2 separate regions of the Mus musculus genome follow, and region 2 is linked to region 1. Evidence: chromatin contacts called from ENCODE Hi-C data. All regions are on one chromosome and are shown on one strand. Each heading gives the region's core, a stretch centred on a gene start or an enhancer-like site at or near the end of the contact. The rest is flanking DNA. Distances are from core to core; before and after follow the strand shown. Region 1 has its middle 30 kb from the start of Apbb1ip. Region 2 holds the start of A930019D19Rik (RIKEN cDNA A930019D19 gene).

Evidence for each region. Hi-C counts contacts between places; a loop is a spot of excess contacts on that map.
Region 2: a map of T-helper 17 cell shows a loop between it and region 1 (12396-fold over the local background). The contact joins the promoter of A930019D19Rik here to the enhancer-like site in region 1. A Hi-C loop is called at or near these places in 5 of 37 maps with a recorded cell type or tissue (T-helper 1 cell, T-helper 17 cell, T-helper 2 cell and 1 more).

Annotation. Positions count from the first base shown.
Region 1 is chr2:22,739,947-22,747,850 of GRCm38, forward strand. No RefSeq gene overlaps it. Among named protein-coding and RNA genes, the nearest start is that of Apbb1ip, 30 kb to the right of the region's middle. Within about 2 kb of position 4,290, at least 1 of the 3 ENCODE cell types and tissues checked has a DNase peak (open chromatin) inside an H3K27ac peak, as active enhancers do.
Region 2 is chr2:146,256,605-146,264,508 of GRCm38, forward strand. It overlaps A930019D19Rik (RIKEN cDNA A930019D19 gene), which reads left to right and starts at 2,682. Exons shown (of 4, transcript NR_040619.1): 1 at 2,682-2,789; 2 at 4,272-4,362. Ralgapa2 (Ral GTPase activating protein, alpha subunit 2 (catalytic)) reads right to left here. Exons shown (of 41, transcript NM_001033348.3): 39 at 3,762-3,883.

The DNA.
Region 1 (7,904 bases), core at 3,040-5,539:
GAGTGAGTGAGTGAGTGAGTATGTGAGTGAGTGAGTGAGTGAGTGAGTGAGTGAGTGAGTGAGTTTGGGAATGAGCAAGTGAGTGTGTGAGTGAGTGTGTGAGCGAGTATGTGAGCAAATGTGAGTGTGTGAGTGAGTGTGAATGAGTGAGTGTGTGAGCGAGTGTGTGAGTGAGTATGTGAGTGAGCGAGTATGTGAGTGAGTGAGTATGTGAGCGAATGTGTGAGTGAGTATGTGAGCGAATGTGTGAGTGAGTGTGTGAGTGAGTATGTGAGTGAGTGTGTGAGCGAGTGTGTGAGTATGTGAGTGAGTATGTGAGTGTGTGAGTATTGAGTATGTGAGTGAGTGTGAGTGAGTGTGAGTATGTGAGTGAGTATGTGAGTATGTGAGTGAGAGTGTTAGTGAGTATGTGAGTGAGTGTGTGAGCGAGTGTGTGAGTATGTGAGTATGTGAGTGAGTATGTGAGTGTGTGAATATTGAGTATGTGAGTGAGTGTGAGTGTGAGCATGTGAGTGAGTATGTGAATGAGTATGTGAGTGTGTGAGTATTGAGTGAGTATGTGAGTGTGTGAGTGAGTGTGAGTATGTGAGTGAGTATGTGAGTGTGAGTATGTGAGTGAGTATGTGAGTGAGTGTGAGTGAGTATGTGAGTGAGTGAGTGAGTGAGTGAGTGAGTGAGTGAGCAGATCAAGCAAGCTGGAAAACAAAACAAAACACACAAAGCCAAAAGAAATGCCTGTCAAGTTTGGCCCAACAATCAAAGCAAAGCAAGCTCGCATACATTCCACAACAGATGATAGCCTGAGACTCCTCCCTGGCTGGAGGGAGAGTGATGTCCCTGAGCATTTTGGAACACCTTTTTAAAAAAAAGAAAAAAGAAAGAAAGAAAACTGTTTACCTGAAATTCTGGCCCCATCCCTGCCTGCTAAAAGTAATGGCGGCGGTGGGTGGCCTGGATCAAGGGCATAAGAAATTTAAAAATCCCAATATACTTTTGTTGTTGCTGCTGTTGCTGCTGTTGTTCCTAGTGTGAAGAACACTGCTAGCTAGCCTTCTTCTAATAAACGCTCTCGTCTTTAGGGATCCTTGAGCCTCTATCTGTCAGACTGAGTTCACAGCAGAAAACAGGCTTGCTGGGAGAAGCATGTCCCTGGCCCCGTGTGCTCATGCTGAGGGAGGCATGGGACAACAGGGAAGGTAGACCAGTGGGGGGTTGGGTGTCTATCCTCCTAATCCGACTGACCACTTGCTTTGTAAATAAATGTTTTGCATTCTATGTCCCTTGTATGATTCCTCACTAAATTCCAGATGCTCGATCTTCCTGTCTCAAGAGCACAAGAAGCCAAATCAATGCTGGGTTCGTGAGAAGAGCCCTCCCCACAACACCTGTGCACTCTTTCTTAGGCTCTAAGCACCTTGCTGGACTATGCAGGGCTTGGACCTGGCACTCCCCATGCATCTGATGGCTGGCTGACCTTTGGGAAGACAGACCGTCTGTCTGGGCAGCAGATGGCAGCAAGATCCTGTGCAGTGTCCTGTGTTTGTTCAATGAAGGAGGCAATGGTAGACCAATGTTTGCCCCTCTTCTATAAGCCAGGCCACCCCATTACTGCCTTCCTTTTTTTCTTAGTTTGTTTGGTTTATTCCAAGTTAATCATATCTATTTCTTTTATTTTCCTCTTCATTTCTTCAGTTGAGTCAGGGATCTCTGCACATAGACCTGTAAGTCTAGATGAGACCCTGCCCACCTCCAGCTCACAGAGTTCTACACACCTCTCCTTCCCAAATGAATGATGGGATTAAAGACAGGATGCACTTCACCTGGCTTCCTTTCATTGTACATTTAGCTGAATTTCAATTTTTATTCATGCATGTCTGAGAGGGACAGAGAGGGAGGGAGGGAGGGAGGAAGGGAGAGAGAGAGAGAGAGAGAGAGAGAGAGAGAGAGAGAGAGAGAGGGCAAAGAGAGAAAAAGAGACAGAGAGGGAGAATTGTATCATAAGCTATAGTTCAATCTCTTCACTAATTGTGTGGTTGCCCGACATCTTGGCCATCATGCCATGTGTAACCTTGTGTAAGAGGAATCATATTGTTGGCACCCATATAACACCCGCTTACTTCCACTGAGCCTTCTGATTATCCTCACACCTCTGTTTTTTAAAAATTAAACTGGGGGGTGGGGGTGAGCAGGCTGGACAGATGGTTCAGCAGTTAAGAGCACTGACTTTTCTTCCAGAGGTCCTGAGTTCAATTTCCAGCTACCAGATGGTGGCTCACAACCATCTGTCATGGGGGAATCCCTTTTCTGGCATGTTGTCTTAGTTAGGGTTTTACTGCTGTGAACAGACACCATGACCAAGGCAAGTCTTATAAAAACAACATTTAATTAGGGCTGGCTTACAGATTCAGAGGTTCAGTCCATTATCATCAAAGTGGGAGCATGGCAGAATCCAGGCTGTCATGGTGCAGGCAGAGCTGAGAGTTCTATGTCTTCATCCAAAGGCTGCTAGTGGAAGACTGACTTCCAGACAACTAGGGTGAGGATCTTAAGCCCACACTCACAGTGACACACCTATTCCAACAAGGCCACACCTCCAAATGGTGCCACTCCCTGGCCCAAGAATATACAAACCATCACACATGTCCAAGAGAGTGACAAAGTACTCATATACATAAAATAAATAAATATATCTTTAAAAACTAGACTAGGGAGCAACACTAAGCAGGCCTCCAAGGTAACCTGTGCATTTGCTTTATTTTCTTCTTAATGTGTTCTTTTGTTTGGATTCAATTTTGAATCAAGGTCACACAGGAAAGAAACACCCACCCTCTGAATTCATTTCCTTGCCCGCCTCCTAACACACACACTTGTTATCCTCCAGATGACAGGGATGTAACTCCAATTTCCATGCGGAGAATTGTAAGAAAGCTCTTCTGATCGAGAGAGTATCCTTGAAATGAAATGAGAATCACAACAAGTATTTGTTTGGAAATATGTGGGGAACTATGTATGTGGATTTACAGACAAGAAAACAAAACAAAACAAAACAAACAAACAGAAAAAAGAAAAGCAGAAACAAACAAAACAAAACCCATGTGACCACATAGAGATCCTAAGGCCGAGTTGTAACTGATTCCTGTTTTTAGTATTTATGGTTCTATTTGGTTGGGGTGGTGGTAGTGTCCTTCCTACACTCCCCTTGCATGAGTTAGAGGGTCTTCTTCTTCTTCTTCTTCTTCTTCTTCTTCTTCTTCTTCTTCTTCTTCTTCTTCTTCTTCTTCTTCTTCTTTCTCTTCTCCTCCTCCTCCTCTTCCTCCTTCTTCTTTATGGTCTACAGAGTGAGTTCCAGGACAACCAGAGCTACACAAGGCAAGGCAAGGCAAGACATATACATACATACATACATACATACATACATACATACATACATACATACATAATGTTTTTTAAAAAATTAGAGCCGGGCAGTGGTGTCACACACCTTCAATCTCAGCACTTGGGAGGCAGGGGCAGGCAGATTTCTGAGTTTAAGTTTGAGGCCAGACTGGTCTACAGAGTGAGTTCCAGGACAACCAGAGCTACACAGAGAAACCCTGTCTCAAAAAAACCCAAAAACCCCTGTCTCGAAAAAACAAAAACAAAAACAATAACAAACAAAAAATTAGAAATACAAAGCCAGATTCTGCCTTAGAAATCCTTGAGGTAGCAGAGCGGGGTTGGGTGAGAGTGAGTGAGTGAGTGAGTGAGTGAGTGGAGCCTTCCCTTTCTGATAGGGTGTGTTATCAACTCCATTACCATTTCCAAAGGGCTACATAGTGCTGGAGCAATGTGGACAGGAAAACAAGTAGTTCATAGAGAGAAAGACACAGATGTGCTGGTCCCTACCCCCACAAGGAGATGGCTGCGTGGGGGTGGGGAGTAGGGGGAGGTGTTGAGGGAGAATTTAGGTAGCTTAGACAAATAAATAACTGGAAACTTCATTTATTTATTTATTTATTTATTTATTTATTTATTTATTTATTTATTTAATTGAGTGTATGGTGGAAGAGTGAAAATGGGTCGGGAGGGAGGGAGGGAGGGAGGGAGGGAGGGAGGGAGGGAGGTCTTCCCAAGCTGGGATGACCCATGCCTTGGGAAGGAAGGCTGCCAGTCGTTCCAAACAAATGGATTAGTGTGTAGTCACTCCCAGTGCTTTATCCAAAAGACTTTGGTCTGGCCTCCCATTTTATTCTCAAAGGGCAGTCTGGGAACCCTGCACAGATACAAAAGGAAAACATGTCAGGTCCAGTCAAGTATGCACTGGGGACAGTCCGTCCCGCCACCAGGTCCCCTCCCCGTGAGAGGGAGAGAGGCGATGGGGGCGGGGGGGTGTGTGGGAGAGGGGTCTTGCCGTGGGAGGGGCGGCCCAGCCCCCCACCCCGTTGAAGTGTGGGGGGGGGGGGGCGAAGCGGGGCGACGGGTTTCTAGGGTATCTGGCTTCCTCTGCCCCCGGATTAGGCGAACGCTGCTGCGGCGGAGAGGGGCGGGGTGGTTCCGCGCCACAGCTGAAGCGGCCCCACCCCACCCCACCCGCGCCCCGCCAGCCACCTTCCACCCGGGCCTTCCCCAGGTGTCCAAAGCCAGAGCTGGTCTCGGGGAAGTGCGCCTGGCAACCGCAGGTTTCTTGCTGGCCCCATCCCCTGCCCCGCCCAAGACCCTCCCCCCTCTGGGGGTGGGGAGAGTGAGGCGGGGAAGCGGGGACAGCGGCTGCGGGATGCGGGGTGGGGGGATCGGCGGGAGGGTTGAGGGACCGGGAGGAACGGGGAGTGGGAAAGATCCGCTGGGACCACCGGCTCGCCGGGCGTGCCACCAGGTTGAATCCTCCGGAAGGACTGCGCAGACCCCACCGGTTTACCTCTTAAAGGTTTCACGCCCTCTTGAACTCTCTCTTCAAAGTTCTTTTCAACTTTCCCTTACGGTACTTGTTGAATATCGGTCTCCGGCCCGTATTTAGCCTTAGATGGAGTTTACCACCCGCTTTGGGCTGCATCGCCAAGCAACCCGATTCAAGAAAGACCCGGGCCAAAAAAAGGCCCGGCCTGGAGCAGCGTATGCTACATTTGCCTCACAGCGCTGTGCGCTGTGCGGTGGATTCCTGGTTAATTTCTTTTCCTCCCCTGGCTAATATGCTTAAATTCAGCCATATCTGATCAGAGGTCGAGGTCGAGGTCAGAAAGGACAAGAGGGCGTGAGGCCTCGGGAAGAAGAGTGGAGAGCTGAGCTGGGAGCGCCCCCCCCCCCCACACACACACACACACACAAGACCCACCAAAACAGGTCCGTGTTTGGCATTGCCCCAGGCACCTTCTACTTAGTAGGAAACCCTTGATAATTTCATTTACAACTCAATTTCATTTATAACTCAAGTACAACTCACTTTTGCTTACTCAATCACTTTTCTTCTTTCATGTATGCAAAAGACACTCAAATTATATGCAACAAATCAAAATAGGGAAATTCTCTTCTTCTCTTTTCTTTCTTCTTTCTCTTTCTTTCTTCCTTTCTTCCTTCCTTTCTTTCTTTCTTTCTTTCTTTCTTTCTTTCTTTCTTTCTTTTTCTAACCCCAGCCACATACTCTACCATTAAGTTATAGCTCTATCCAGACCTACAATGTTAATAGTCTTAATTTCTTGGATTCACTGTTTCATAATTTCCAAAGCCAGAGCTGATATTTGCAGATGTGAAGCAAGACAGTACCTGCTCTGAATAGCTGACTTCCATTCTGACCAATCAGTACCTATACACTAATGGCACTGAATATCCTTGTATTTCTATGGGCTTTTGCGGGGATGGAGGGACCTGTATGCAGGTCAGAGAACAACGTGCAGGAGTCAGTTCTCTCCTTCTACTGTGTGGGTTCCAGAAAGTTAACTCAGGTCATCAGGCTTGGTGAAGCATCCTTACCCACTGGGCCACCTCATCAGTCCTAATATTTTATCACATTTGTCTACGATGGCTTAAATTCTTTCTAAACTGCATTTAAACCCTCCCAAAAAAATAAAACAATGCGGTACAGTTTAAACATATTGAGGGACAGATGGTTGTGAAGTTGAAACCCCGCTCCTTTTAAACATCTGGTGTCACTTCAGTGAAAGTGAAGGTCATATTCACTCATTGCTTCCTAAATTTATCAGGCCACCTCCTATGTCAGGTTAACCTTGATATAAAAACTACTTAATCATTTCTCTACATATCTGAACATGATCATGTATACTCTAAGTGACTTACAGTGGCCCCGCTATAGGGCAACTCTGTCACACTTAGAAAACATATCATGAATGCTTGATACATATCAATCAGTAGAATGCTATCTCTTCTCTTCATGACTAGCATGGGATTTCCATTACTAAGGTCAGTAATGCACTAGTTTTGAAGAAGTAAATGAAGCTTTGGCTAATGTACTATTGGAGGCCCAGTCACCAATAGTAAATATGTAAAAGAAAAATTGTTGATAAGGCTTGAGCAGGCGAATATTACTAGCATCAATTCTGACTCAGCATATATCTACTTGGAAGCCAACAGCATGTCAGTGGGGTCTTTTCCCAATGAATAGTATTTTCTCCCAAAAAATATTTGTCAGGATTTGTTGAAAAAAATAAATCCCTGATTCTCCTGAGCAAAGACCTAGGGTAATTTAAAGGCTGCAATAGTTTGGATGGTGGAGTGTCCTTCAAGTGATATAGAATTGTGGTCTAAGCCTTTTTTTTTCCTCCAGTCATGAGTTACATCTTTTTGTTCTTTGGTTGTTGTTGGTTTTTTCTAATATGTCTTACTGCTTCAGCATAGGTTAGAAAAAGTGGGGTGAAACAGTGGGGCCCCCAAGATCAGAATGCACTTCTCTCATTATAAGTTTCTTACCTCCAGTATTTTTTTTACAGCATCAGAAAGCTGACTAACAAGAAGCTTCCCCCTAACATCTGATGCTATAAAAAAAAAAAAACCAATTGAACCCTCCCAGCAAATAGTAATGAGGAAGGAGAAAGTGATGACTATGTGAAGTCTAAGTTACCAGTAAAGAGAAGACACATAAGAGGAACTAAACATGGAAATGTTGAAATAGAAGAGGAAGTACAAAGGGGCTGAGAATATGCAGCTGTTTAAAAATATTTCTTCTAAAAATGCTCTGCACTGATGTGGGAAGGCAGCTAATAGTTTGGGATCATGAAACTAAGGACTAGAGGGACTTGGATAATTAACAGGGCAGTCAAAAAAAAAAATCTCTGAATGTCTTCTTTTAGCATTCTAGATAAGTATAGCTCAAAGCCATTGCAAGCAAGTTTTCCAGCATCCGCTTTCCATACAGCCAAGAATACAACTTAACTGCTCACATGTGCCACTGACATCAGTATCTATGACATCGTAGAGTCACTTTAGAGGCACTGGGCACTGTCTTTAAAATCACATTATTGTTGAATTCTTATGTTTAATTCTGAATCAGATCTTTATTCCAACCTATGATCAACTAATTGAAGTATACTATAATTAGTTATTTCATTCACCCTGTAGGTGCTATATACATGTGTATACACATTTATGAGTTAAAAGAACTCATAAATCAATAGAGAGAAACTTCAAGCTTCCTAAATTTAACACAAAGGGTACACCTGTCCCTTCAGAGGTCACACATCTTCCTGCAATTTCTTCTTCACTCAGTCCATTTCCACTGGGAAATTGACCACTTAATGTTGGTGTGTATCATTCCCTTGCTGTTAGTTATTAATGGTGTTGTGTCATATTCTTGTACACTGCATAGTTTCATTTTGCCCAGATCATCCCTTCATGGATTATAGCATGCATTTGTAGCATGTGAAATTTGCTTTGGAGGCTTGATATTATTTTTATGGAACTCACTCACATTGATATTT
Region 2 (7,904 bases), core at 1,432-3,931, about 120 Mb after region 1:
GAAAGTACTGCTGACTCTGTATTGGAGAAATCAAGGGCTGTGTTTTTGAGACTAACAAATAAACAAAGACCTGTGCTCCCTCTGCTGGCCCTCCTCAGCAGTATTGAAGTGGGCAGTAGCCATAACCAGTGTTGGCATCTCAAACAAACACCAGCCAATCCAGGGACACTGAGAACAAATCTCCTTGAACTTGGTTTTATACATTCCTTGGGATAAAAACATTCTCACCAACTTCTGACCATGATAATTTTAAATGCTGAAAGTTAGATTTTACATGAGACAAACCTACTGTTCTCAATTGCCAAATTGACAGCTGTGACCATAACAGAAATTTTGGGATTCACTTATCAACAGACACAAATGGACTACTCCAAGTAAGGTCCAGACACAATCTTTAGAGCAGCTTCAGGGGGTGAAAAAAAAAAAAAACCAAACCAAAACCACCCAAAAACCCCAGCAATAAGGAAACCCCCATGCAAGTCCAAACAAGTTTCTTTCCCTCTTTTTGTTCAGTAAGAGCCGCTCCCAAAGGTAAAGATTTACACTATATCCCTTTGGATAATGTCAAACACCAGACTGGATTCTCCAGGTCATTAGCATGCAGAAGAATGACCTCATGGTGAACAGATGCACTTGGCTGTGAGCTGCAGTGATTACATCAGTCCCTCCCCAGCACTCGAGGGTGCCCATTCCAGTTAACCCTTTATAGTCCTCTCTGCTGCTCCCCTTCCGTGATAACATGAAAACACAAACTTAGCACTCTACTCCCATAGCTCTGTGGGTTAAGAATATACAAATATGCATGCATAAAACATATAAATGTTAATATCAGCTTCCTTTTCGATTATTTATTACTTGCCAATATGGGAAGGGATCAAATTGCAAACTGCAGGCAGGGCTAGGTAAAAAAGCTATCCAAATACCTTTCATACAGAGTATTATTAATTCTAACAATAGATGCAACAGATACCAAGGGCTGCTTTAAAATAGCATTTCTGGTTGGGAGATGAATTCTCCTTTTAAAGGAGTTGACAGAAGATGAACTCTTATATTTGAGTCCCATGTCCCTATTCAGAGCTCATGGTGTACCTTGGATAGAAGTACACTCACTCATTTGGGTGCTCTGGCTCCTAGGCCTCTGTGGTCAGGGAGTGTGGCAGGCACAGGCTTTTCCCATCAACAGAGTCTATGGTCAAGCTCAGCTGCACATCTCTCTACAGTGGGGCTGTGCTGCTCTCTGGCTGTGCTGTATTATACAGTGCAGTACCTTCCTTAAAGACTGTATCCTAGGGAAGCCTGTCATATGTATGTAAAGCGCTTGGGCGCCCACGTCCCTGCTTTGATGATGTAAATGGCCACAGACAGTTTGACTGGACCCTGTGTGTAAGAAGTTCAGGGTCCATTTTTCCAGGTGGTCTGGAAGAACAGACTTCACCTCAGTCTCTGAGTGTAAGTTGGCTGGGCTGGGCTCATCTGGTTTTGACTGTGTTTGTCCTAAGAAAATAAAAAAACCACTATGAATAAGTGAAAAGTCTTTTCCTCTGTGAAAATAGGGGTGAAGCTGCACATACACCAGGAAGAATACAGCTCTGAGAGGTGCCCCTGCACAGATGAGGCTGTGAACCCCATTCTCACTGCACTGCCCTCACACTGCAGTTCAAATAGATTGCATTTCTATCTCTTTCCTTATCACTGTGAAGGGCAAGCAGAAGTTGTGAACATGACGGGATGCGGTGCTGATGTTGATCTGAAGGATAAAATCCATTTGCTTTGGTGTTCTATATTTGGTTTCTTGCCCCATATATAAAAGTTCTAATGTCTGTCCTGACAAGCTGTTGGAATTTTTACTAAATAATTAAAGAAAAAAAAAACAGGACATTCTCTAAAACAAAACAAAACAAAAAACAAAAAAACAAAATCTACCCTTCTCCAAAGTGGTCACACAAATCAAAATGCTCCTACAGTCCTAAGAACTGAATTGGTTGAACTTTATTTATACAGAGGCTAAAATATACATAGAAAATAACAGCCATCATTATTTCAATAACATTGATCATCATCAACTTTAAAAATAAAAAGTTAGGAAATATAAACATTTATCATTTCATTTTTTTCTTTTATTTTTAAGAAATGAAATGTTTTCTTAGAAGTTAAAAAAAAAAAAAAACAACAAAAACAAAACCAAAAACAAAAAAAAACAAAAAAAAAAAAAACCAAGAAACAAACCCAAAACCAAAGCCTCTGCTGAGAAACGCCGAGTCCCAGCGTCTCCAAAGGATGGGAAGAGACTGAATGGAGCTGGAAAGCATTAGCTTGCTGTGGATTCCTCCTGTTCTTTCACTGAAAAATTAGACACAATTTTAAACCGCTAGCCAGACTGGGTATGAAATCTTCATTTCCCTTGAAACAGATTTTTTTCTTGTCTTAGATAGAATGCTGGCAGAGCGTATAAAAGAATTCAATTCACAGCTGTTCTACTTTTTTTAATGTAAGAAACATTAATCAAAGCTTTAAGTTATAAGCTTTTCTCATGTTGCTCAGTATCCCAGTTCAACAAAGATCAATAGAGGCCATCCCTGTGTTTCTCTCGCCTCACCAGGAAGCAGAGGCGTGATTATGTAAATGGAGCTCTGCACCTCTGCCAGCTTGCTTATCTCCCAAGCCTTCTGCCTGCTGCTCCTGGCTTCCCAAGCAAGTGCCTGCCTCTCTCTCTTATCTCCCAACAAAGCTCCAAGAGGCACGGCCTGAAGCCAGCGATGTTAAACAATGACGCATGGCTGATTTTATTTGTAAGTGATTTATTTCACTGAATTTAATTTTTTTCACTTTGTGTGTAAGATATTTGTTAACAAGTCAGCACAGGAGAAGCAAGCCTGGTTCAGAAGCAATTAACACAGGCTAGAAATCTATTAAGCATCCTTATAGCTATGCTGAAACCAGGGAAGGTGAGGGAAGCCCCTCATTGAGATTTTCAACATGCTGTACACTAAATATTCCACTTACTGTCTGACAGGCAATTAATCTGTAACAGCACATGAAAATAATTTACCAGTAATAATTTTATTCTTTAAAAAAACCTGTAATAATCATACCAACAATTTAAGTGGCAGGACATACTTTTTTCAAATTGATAGTATTATATAGAAATAGTATGTATCTAAAAATAAGGGAATCCATGGAAAATTCCACTGACCTACTAAATGAAAGCCATTATAATTTACTTTCTAAAGGCTCCACACCAGGTGCTGCTGTGGTCAGTGGCTTGTCCACATGACACTGGTGTACGAGGCCCTCTGTAATGACAGGCCTGGGGACACTGTCCTTCCCTGTCTCTGGCAGTAATCCCTGACCCTGGTATCTCAGCAGCATAATCCCCATTTAGCATTAGAGCGACGGCTTCAACTGTGAGGAACTCTTTTCTGATAAGTATGCAGTGATTTGGGCATCGCTTTTAAACACCATATTCCCAGCTCAGCAAGAAACTCACACTCCTGAATGAACCGGAGCACATTATTGAGAAAAAGTTCATTAACCTTGCTAGATTCGAGGGTTAACAGGATAGCAGAAGAAAGGAACACAGCGAACAGCTCGGATACAAAACAAATTAAAATGAATGTCATCATTCCTTTTGAAATTCATTAGTTGATTCAGAGGGGGAACGTTCTTCTTAAATTTGCAAGCATTTATCTGTGAAAAACAGGTGTACATCTGCTACTCAATACGTCTTAAGCGGGAGGGAGGAGAATCATGTAGACACTCACCCGTTCCACTGACAGAGTAGCTGGGAGAGGGAGAAAAGACTTGAGCAGCGAAATCCTCAAATGTCATGACTTCCCGGTGGTTTTGAATTATTGCTTCCAGATACAGAGCTCGCTCTTCGTAGCTTCGGTAATTAGTTAAGGAGACAAACACACGTGCAATTTTGCATGCAGAGCAGTGGGTGATTTGTTTTAAATGCAGTTACTCAGCTTTCCCGTTCTAATGCTCATCACTTACCCTTGGAAACTCTTCAGCATTTTGCCAGAAAATTAAATATTTGTCACATATAATAGTGAGATGCTAGTTCTTAAAACCTAGGTTTCTTTCAGGTAACATCATATATAATATTACACACACACACACATATATAAATATAAAATGTTACAAAATTATAGCAAAGTGCTGATTATTATACCATCTCGAAGGCTGGCTCAAGCCAGGAGAGAGGTGGTCGAGTAGACCAACATTGGAATGGTATGGCGTGACAGCCTTCCTCTTCACTCCGGATCTAGGTAACAAGGATTCTCATCTCAATCTAAGGACACAAGGAACTGATACTTCAAGTAAGAGCTGGTGATGTAGTGGTGAGCACTTTCAACAAAGGTAAGAAAACATAACCTAGTGGGAGGAGGAGGCTAGGAGTTATATTCTGCAAGGGCAGCAGAGCCTCTAAGCAGGGTAAGTGATGAGCATTAGAAAATGAAAATGGAGATGGACGGAGATTGTAGCAAATGGTATACAGTGCAACTGCAAAAAAATAAAAAGAGAGAAACCATTGCCGTCTAATTAAAGCTGCAGTCTGGAACACACAACATTCAAATGTGTAATCAAAAACCAGTCACCAATAAAACTTACAAGCGTAACACGCTGAAGCAACTTTCCAGCTGTCTTAATAGGACCCCTGCTTGTGGCAGCCTTTCACAGGGCAGAAAGCAAATCTTCCCCTTTGTGTGAGGCTTCTGTTTCCTCTGAAGGTGAATCATGCACTTCCAATAAGAGGAGCAGTCAGAATGATCTGACAATGAATGGAGGCGCTACACATATAACTTTAGGAATTAGCACTGGGGGAAGCCAGCATGATGTCTCATTTTCCCTTCCTCATTACTGATGCAAAAGTTAAAGGATGTGTTTTGATTATTTTGAAAAATTGTGCGATTTCTTCATGAACACAAAACCCAGAGAATGTAGATTCCCCTTAGATTTTTATCTTGGGCTGCAAAGAAACATGATTCTGTATGTCTCACACTCTGTGTGTCTTAAAACAATCCTTTCACGATAAGTTGGGAGTGATTATGCCCTTCCAAGGAGTTTCTCTAGAGCTTGTTTTAAAACTGGAGCCGCTTTCCTATTTTCTTTTGGTAGAGTCTTGATACTGATCTCCAGATGCAGGTTCTCTCCCCACTCCTGTATCTTCAGGGATGGAGTCACACCAGGAGGGGACCTGAAGCTCTCTGGAGCAATGCTGACTACCTGGGAGCTACATGACTACCACAATTTCAATGTTTATTAACTGAGGTGCAAAAGGAACAGCTATGCTTCCCTGCCCCATCTGTATATTTCAAATAGTTATCAAGTCAAACTGCAGATACAGGATCTGGTGCAGGCACAAATGTAGAACGTAATGTTGGGATATGCTTCATGCTAGAATTTCCCTTAGAAACTCTTAGAAAAAATGGAGACTATGCACTGGAAGCTTTCAAAAGTGGCCCCTCTGAAGATACATGATTTTTTTCTTTGGATGGTCACAACAGTCCCAGGCCTGGGCAGTGTGAGCTAGAGCTGGCTCCTGGGCTGCAGGCTGAACTCCTGGTGACTTGCCTTAATGAACAGGCTGCCAAACTTCCTCAGTGAGAGGCGCCTGCTCAGGCCCAATTCTAGAGGGACCCACTAATGCCATTCACATCTCATTATGAGCATGCTCATTCTGTACAGCACTTGGCTGTCACCACAGAGCGGCCCTCCGTGTATGGCCCCAGCAAGCCGCTGGTCCGGGGAACAGCAGGATGTTAGGCCTGAGTGGCCGTCTGGCGAACAGGCCCTCTGACACTAAGCTGGCACGTGCTGGCCCAGCAGGGGCTGAGCCAGGCGTGACAAATTACTCAAAGAGCTGAGCTAAACTTATGGTTGACAACCACCTGAGCCTTCAGACTGCTGTGGCCCACTGTCAACGCTCAATTCATGGCTCCCCCCACAACCCCCCTTCAGTACAGTCTGCTTGTGGGCCTGGGTTAGAGCAAGCATGGCCTTCTAAAGACTTGCCACACTCTACCTAGTATTGTCCTGCTGTTTCCTGAAAGGCCCCTCTGCATCTAACACATCCCCATACAGAGCTGGGGACAATGGTGACCAACACAGAAATGTATGTGCCCTTTGATAGATTTTCTATGGAAGACTTCTCTGGAAAGTAGCCTTCTTAATCAAACTCACAATCAAACATACACAAGGACTGGTGCACACAGATCTCAGATGGCTGTCCATCATCCTCATCCTGAATGACACCACCCAACTGTCAAGGGGCCGGTCCTTGTCACGACTGAGAGGTCTGGACTCTTAGGAGGAAGTCCAGCACTGCAGTCACAGGAAGCAGGCATCAAGTTTTGGGATTCTCCCACCCTGAATGTTTATGGTCTGACTCTTGTCTCTATAGACAACAGAGAGAACCAAAACTGCTTCCAGAATTGGATACCAAAGGAGGAAATGATCTTTCATAGGAGGATTGCCATTCAAGCCCTAGACTGTTACATGTCACACCCATTCCCCACTGCTCTCTCAGCAGTGTTAACTAGCATGTGCTGTCATTGAGACAAATATCCATGGTGGGTTGAGCAAGACTAAAAGACATCAAATGCCACTCACTTGGGTTGAAGCCAGTGCATGTTAAATACCACAACAAAGAGAAAGCAAGTATCATTCTAGCTTGAACAGTGCTTTGAGCAGACAAGAACACATGAATGCCCCAAATAATTTGTTTAGTAATCTTATAAATATAGCCCTGGTTTAATTTTTGAGACATGAAACTTGCTGCTTTGGCTACAGTGGCTGGTGAGTGAGCCATCAGGTCAGTTAGTCTCTATGCTCCCATAACACACTGGGGTTACAAACTCATGCTGCTGAGCTCAGCTTTTAGGTGGCAACTGGGGACCTGAACTAAGGTCCTCATGTTTTCACAATAAATACTATACCCCAAGGATCTTAACTAACTGTATTGAAACTATGAGCAAAGGTGAATGGGAGCAATATTGTCTGACACTTACTATCCACAGAACTTCAAAAAAGGAAAACAAGATATGCCAGTATACATCAAAATGACTATAAGACCCTCCCCAGGCATATGCAGGTAGCTGATGAGGCACTAAGCCAGGTATCTGACGCCCATTTTAACACTAGATACTGCTTTCTCCTCTCCTGAAAGTACCCAAAAACACAACTTTTAATTCTGTTCTGAATGACTACCTCATTAATATGGTATAAATACTTTCAAAGGAGCAGTTTGTTTCTTGATCACTCAACTCAGAGGACTTTCAAACTACTAAGCAGAAACCCATCCTGTATTTGTCATCTCTTACCCTCTCAGTGGGGTTCTACTGAATAGCCCAGTTGGCCTGGAATACGCCATCCTCCTGCCTCTACTTGACAACTGCTTGGGATTACAGATAGGAGCTGCTATGCCTGGCTGTATTTGAGCTTCCTTAGCAAACTACTCCTACATTTTTTTCATACAGGTTGCACAAGTTATTAATATTCTGCTGGGCTGTCTCCAGTGGTTATAATCAATAGATACCTTGCAGACTCTGCTGGGAATCCAAACCTAGACTTCCAACTTAAGTCATTCTTATTTGATACTTTAGAACAGCAACAGCAGGTTGATAAGGAAGGCGCTTGCTTCTGGTGAAAGGCCTAGGTTTTAGTTTGGGCACTTTTCCTCACGAGATGGGATAAGGGATAAGCTGCTCCAACTTGCAGCTTCAGTTGCCATAGAGGTAAAGTGGGCAGATTAACGGAGTCCTACCTGGAAGCCCTCTGCTAAGGATCCTATGTAAAAGAGGCAGGTAAGGATGCATGGCCTGCTCTGGGAACACTGCAATGGATGAGCTGGGAGAACCTCTGGTTAGACTCTGCAGCCACTAAACTACATTACTGATTGG